Linked DNA regions of Homo sapiens: region 2 is linked to region 1. A link is a contact called in ENCODE Hi-C or POLR2A ChIA-PET data. All regions are on one chromosome and are shown on one strand. Each heading gives the region's core, a stretch centred on a gene start or an enhancer-like site at or near the end of the contact. The rest is flanking DNA. Distances are from core to core; before and after follow the strand shown.

Region 1 (2,585 bases), core at 1-2,500:
CTTTCCGGCAAAGATCAACCTCTGCTGGTCAGGAGGAATGCCTTCCTTGTCCTGGATCTTTGCTTTGACGTTCTCGATGGTGTCACTGGGCTCGACCTCAAGGGTGATGGTCTTGCCAGTGAGTGTCTTCACGAAGATTTGCATCCCACCTCTGAGACGGAGCACCAGGTGCAGGGTGGACTCTTTCTGGATGTTGTAGTCAGACAGGGTGCGCCCATCTTCCAGCTGTTTTCCAGCAAAGATCAGCCTCTGCTGGTCAGGAGGGATGCCTTCCTTATCTTGGATCTTTGCCTTGACATTCTCGATGGTGTCACTGGGCTCAACCTCGAGGGTGATGGTCTTACCAGTCAGAGTCTTCACGAAGATCTGCATTGTCTAACAAAAAAGCCAAAAACGGCCAGAATTTAGCGGACAATTTACTAGTCTAACACTGAAAATTACATATTGACCCAAATGATTACATTTCAAAAGGTGCCTAAAAAACTTCACAAAACACACTCGCCAACCCCGAGCGCATAGTTCAAAACCGGAGCTTCAGCTACTTAAGAAGATAGGTACATAAAACCGACCAGAGAAACTGACGCCTCACTTATCCCTCCCCTCACCAGAGGTCCGGCGCCTGTCGATTCAGGAGAGCCTACCCTAGGCCCGAACCCTGCGTCCTGCGACGGAGAAAAGCCTACCGCACACCTACCGGCAGGTGGCCCCACCCTGCATTATAAGCCAACAGAACGGGTGACGTCACGACACGACGAGGGCGCGCGCTCCCAAAGGTACGGGTGCACTGCCCAACGGCACCGCCATAACTGCCGCCCCCGCAACAGACGACAAACCGAGTTCTCCAGTCAGTGACAAACTTCACGTCAGGGTCCCCAGATGGTGCCCCAGCCCATCTCACCCGAATAAGAGCTTTCCCGCATTAGCGAAGGCCTCAAGACCTTGGGTTCTTGCCGCCCACCATGCCCCCCACCTTGTTTCAACGACCTCACAGCCCGCCTCACAAGCGTCTTCCATTCAAGACTCGGGAACAGCCGCCATTTTGCTGCGCTCCCCCCAACCCCCAGTTCAGGGCAACCTTGCTCGCGGACCCAGACTACAGCCCTTGGCGGTCTCTCCACACGCCTCCGTCCCACCGAGCGGCCCGGCGGCCACGAAAGCCCCGGCCAGCCCAGCAGCCCGCTACTCACCAAGTGACGATCACAGCGATCCACAAACAAGAACTGCGACCCAAATCCCGGCTGCGACGGAACTAGCTGTGCCACACCCGGCGCGTCCTTATATAATCATCGGCGTTCACCGCCCCACGGAGATCCCTCCGCAGAATCGCCGAGAAGGGACTACTTTTCCTCGCCTGTTCCGCTCTCTGGAAAGAAAACCAGTGCCCTAGAGTCACCCAAGTCCCGTCCTAAAATGTCCTTCTGCTGATACTGGGGTTCTAAGGCCGAGTCTTATGAGCAGCGGGCCGCTGTCCTGAGCGTCCGGGCGGAAGGATCAGGACGCTCGCTGCGCCCTTCGTCTGACGTGGCAGCGCTCGCCGTGAGGAGGGGGGCGCCCGCGGGAGGCGCCAAAACCCGGCGCGGAGGCCGCTGCACCGGGAGCGGGTGGGCGGCCCGCGTTCCTTAGCCGCGGCTCCGCGGCCCCTCCCCTCAGCCCCCGCGGTCCCCTCGGGTCGCGAACCCCGCGTTCGGCGGACGTGGGGCACGCAGCGAGCGCCTTCTGCAGAGTCGGGGTCTCCCTCCCCTCCCTCCTGACCCGCCCTGGCCCACCCTGCGAGATGGACGGGTCTTTATTTTTGGGTCACATTTGAGGTAATGACGGGGCTTCCTTTGCTCAGCCCCCTTCAACCTCCCTGAGCCTCCCAGGCCGGTCGCGGGGGGCTCCCGGGGCCGCGGGACAAGGACAATGACTCGGCAGATCTCAGGGCGGGCGTGGCCCTAAAGCTGGGGAACGCTCGAGAACTTTCCAGGGGAGACACTGCAGAGGAGCTGGGTGTCCAGGTTAAATTTGGAAAAAAGAGGCGGAAACCCCACACAGTTTTATTTTAGCTGGAACGCAAGGCTGAGCGAACGACATCCTTCTAGACTGTTCTTCCACCTTCCTGTACATTCTGAGGGCCAGGTATGGAAAGGTCCTACTTGATGCCAACAGGGAGGCATGGAAATTTCTCTGGTTTCAATGGGTACGATTATTGTAAGCAGGATCCATTCAATAATCGGACCCATTTAAACCGGAGATTTTAAAAGACAGGAATAGAATCCCAACCTTATTTCAGTGCAGGGTAGGGTGTCAAATATGAAATGTAATTCTACAGGGCAATTCTATTTTGGTAAAAGAAGTGGGGAGAAAAGCATCACCAGCCAGCTTTTTAAATTTTTACCACAACCTATTTTGTGATCCCTACGTGTCATTTCTTCAGTATATTTTTTAAATGTTTTAAAATATACGAACATGGTGAGATTTTTTAAATGTGTCTTTTTAAAGTGTACAGTGAAAAGTCTCCCTCATGCCCTCAATTTCCCAGCCACTGTTCCTTCTGGACTCTTCTACAAATAGTCCCTGTTTCTACAAATGTATTGGAGGTAGGG
Region 2 (2,585 bases), core at 55-2,554, 67 kb before region 1:
TGTAATCTCAGCACTTTGGGAGGCCGAGGCAGGCGGATCATGAGGTCAAGAGGTCGAGACCATCCTGGCCAACATAGTGAAACCCCATCTCTACTAAAAATACAAAAATTAGCTGGGCATGGTGGTGCACTTGGGAGGCTGAGGCAGGAGAATTGCTTGAACCCGGGGGGCAGAAGTTGCAGTGAGCTGAGATCGCGCCACTGCACTCTAGCCTGGCCACACAGCAAGACTCCATCTCAAAAAAAAAAAAAAAAAAAAAAAAAAAAAGACAGATGAACTGTGATACTCAGCTTCTTCCGATTAGCATCATGAACTGTGATATGACATGGCCATGAAAATAGAGTGCAGCTTATCGCAGCAATGTGGGTGGATCCCACAAATACCATATGAAGTAACACCAGCAAGACCAAACCAAACAAAAATACTGAGAGTATGCCTGCATCCAAGTTAAGTCCAAAACCGGACCAAACTAATCCCGGTGTTTAGGGATGGCTATGAGGGAGTGATACTATAAAAAGCAAAGCAAGCTGGGACCAAACACAGTGTCTTCTGCAGGGGCTTCGGGGCAGATGAGCTTTCCCTCTTCTTCACGTGGGGTGATTGCATGCATGTTCATCTTAGTTACATATTTGATTGCATATGTCTTACACTTTCCTCAAAGTGAGCAAATTTCACAAAAAACAGAAATCCAAGACTCTGGGTGGAAAGTGCAAAGCGAGGGGTTGCAGCAGGTGGAGTCCAGGAGCCTGGGAACAGACAGTGGAAGGAAATCCCAAGGACAGGGGAGACTTGGCTGTTCCCAGAGCTGCCAAGGGATCCTGGCTGCAATGGGCTCTCGGCCAAGTAAGGCCAGTTTGACCTCCACCTGCCTGCCAGGAGGCCAGACAGGGCCAAGATGATCTGGCACAAGAATTTCCACAAGGCTCTGAGGCCTGGGCATCTGGGCTAGTGGCTGCCGGGAGGCCCAGTTAGGGAGAGGCAAAACAGGAAAAGCCCCCACCTGCCACTCCATCCAGCCTCCCGTTTCCACCCGACCAGCCCTGAGACCCCAGGGTTTCCACAATCTTCCTGGCCCAGGGGATGAGTCAGGGATCAGATCCGCCATCTCTTCCCATGTGATGGCACTGGGGTGGGCAGAGGCTGGCCGAGGGCCGCTGAAGGATGGACACATCACCGCTCAAAGGCAAGGAATGAGAGCCAGAAATTTTAGAAAGCAGGTGGAGGAAGGGACCAGGAGGAATTGCAGGCTTCTTCAACCCAAGAGGTTCAGACTTGCACTGTGACTGCCAGGCTGGGAGCTGGGGGAGGATCCAGGCACCCAACCCCGGCTCATCAGAAACACTCTGCTCCAATCTGATTCACACAATGAGGCTTTTGTGTGGGAGTCTGTGGGAAGACCACGTGCACTCCTGAGAAAGCAATCAGACAAATCCAAATCAAGGGCCATCCTGCCAAAAGCACCCGCCTGGCCCCTTTACAGATGCCAGTGTCCTGAAAGACCCAGCAAAGAGAAAAGGGCTGGAGAACAGGTCTGGATTAAAGAGGAAAAACACATGAGGCAACCAGACACAGCATGCAACCTTGGATTCAAAAAAAAATTTTCTTTTTCTGAGACGGAGACTCACTCTGTCGCCCAGGCTGGAGTGCAGTGGCACGATCTCGGCTCACTGCAACCTCCGCCTCCTGGGTTCAAGCGATTCTCCTGCCTCAGCCTCCCGAGTAGCTGGGACTACAGGTGTGCGCCACCATGCCTGGCTAATTTTTTTACTTTTAGTAGAGACAGGGTTTCACCATGCTGCCCAGGATGGTCTCAATCTCTTGACCTTGTGATCCACCCGCCTCGGCCTCCCACAGTGCTGGGATTACAAGCGTGAGCCACCACGCCCGGCCAATTCAAAATTTTTTAATGAACAACTATGACAAAAAGTGTTATTGGGGCCGTAAGGGAATCTGAACACAGACTGTCAGATTAAAGGTGTGGATCCTCGTGGCCTTCTTGAGTGGGGCCGTGGTCCACGGCCATGGAGAAGGACGTCCTTGTCCTTAGGATGCACCCAAAAGGCTCAGCAACGAGAGAGAGAGGATGCACATGCAGCAACTTGTACTTTTCTTCCCGTTTTTACAAAATAAAATCTTTGAAAATAGAACCTTGGGTGATGTGGTGGTGGAAGAACACACTGGGCTGCTTTATTTTACAAGCTGGATGCCTCCCTCGTGAGAACGGCAGAACGAGCCGTGGTACATCCGCACCGTGGAGCGTTTCCAGGCATCTAGAGAATCAGAGCGTGATCATCACCAGAAAATCCCAGCTGACTGAGGACGACATGGACAAGCGATGACAGCGTGAGAAACCCACGGTGCAGCAAAGCGTGCATAGTATGGTCCCATTTCAGCAAACTGCTGACAGATGGATCCCTCTCTATGTCTGTGTCTATCCGGTTAAGATGTTGGAAACAGCCAGCCCTTACTTGACACTTGCCGAGCTGCTATTTGAAGTGTGACATGTGCCAATTCTGCCACCTTAAAAGCCCTATGTAGGAGACACTTTTATTAACTTCATTTTACAGAAAAGTAAAAAAGGCACA

The links. Hi-C counts contacts between places; a loop is a spot of excess contacts on that map. ChIA-PET counts read pairs that join two places held with the same protein, here RNA polymerase II (POLR2A). Pooled maps may share reads with other maps.
Region 2: POLR2A ChIA-PET joins it to region 1 with 11 read pairs in WTC11. The contact joins the enhancer-like site here to the promoter of UBC in region 1. A Hi-C loop is called at or near these places in 5 of 168 maps with a recorded cell type or tissue (CD14-positive monocyte, PC-3, cardiac septum and 2 more), 1 of 37 single-sample maps with no recorded cell type and 2 of 50 pooled maps. POLR2A ChIA-PET finds 5 or more read pairs at or near these places in 18 of 52 experiments (A549, A673, AG04449 and 13 more).

Annotation. Positions count from the first base shown.
Region 1 is chr12:124,913,400-124,915,984 of GRCh38, forward strand. UBC (ubiquitin C) reads right to left here and starts at 1,251. Exons shown (of 2, transcript NM_021009.7): 1 at 1,188-1,251; 2 at 1-375. The coding sequence starts at 372. MIR5188 (microRNA 5188) reads left to right here and starts at 2,148; the gene lies at 2,148-2,260. RefSeq lists enhancers at 548-1,505, 830-1,279 and a silencer at 1,490-1,829.
Region 2 is chr12:124,846,492-124,849,076 of GRCh38, forward strand. The region is part of intron 1 of SCARB1 (scavenger receptor class B member 1); the gene reads right to left. Among named protein-coding and RNA genes, the nearest start is that of SCARB1, 16 kb to the right of the region's middle. Within about 2 kb of position 1,305, at least 9 of the 41 ENCODE cell types and tissues checked have a DNase peak (open chromatin) inside an H3K27ac peak, as active enhancers do; they include dorsolateral prefrontal cortex, where a contact is called at or near this core.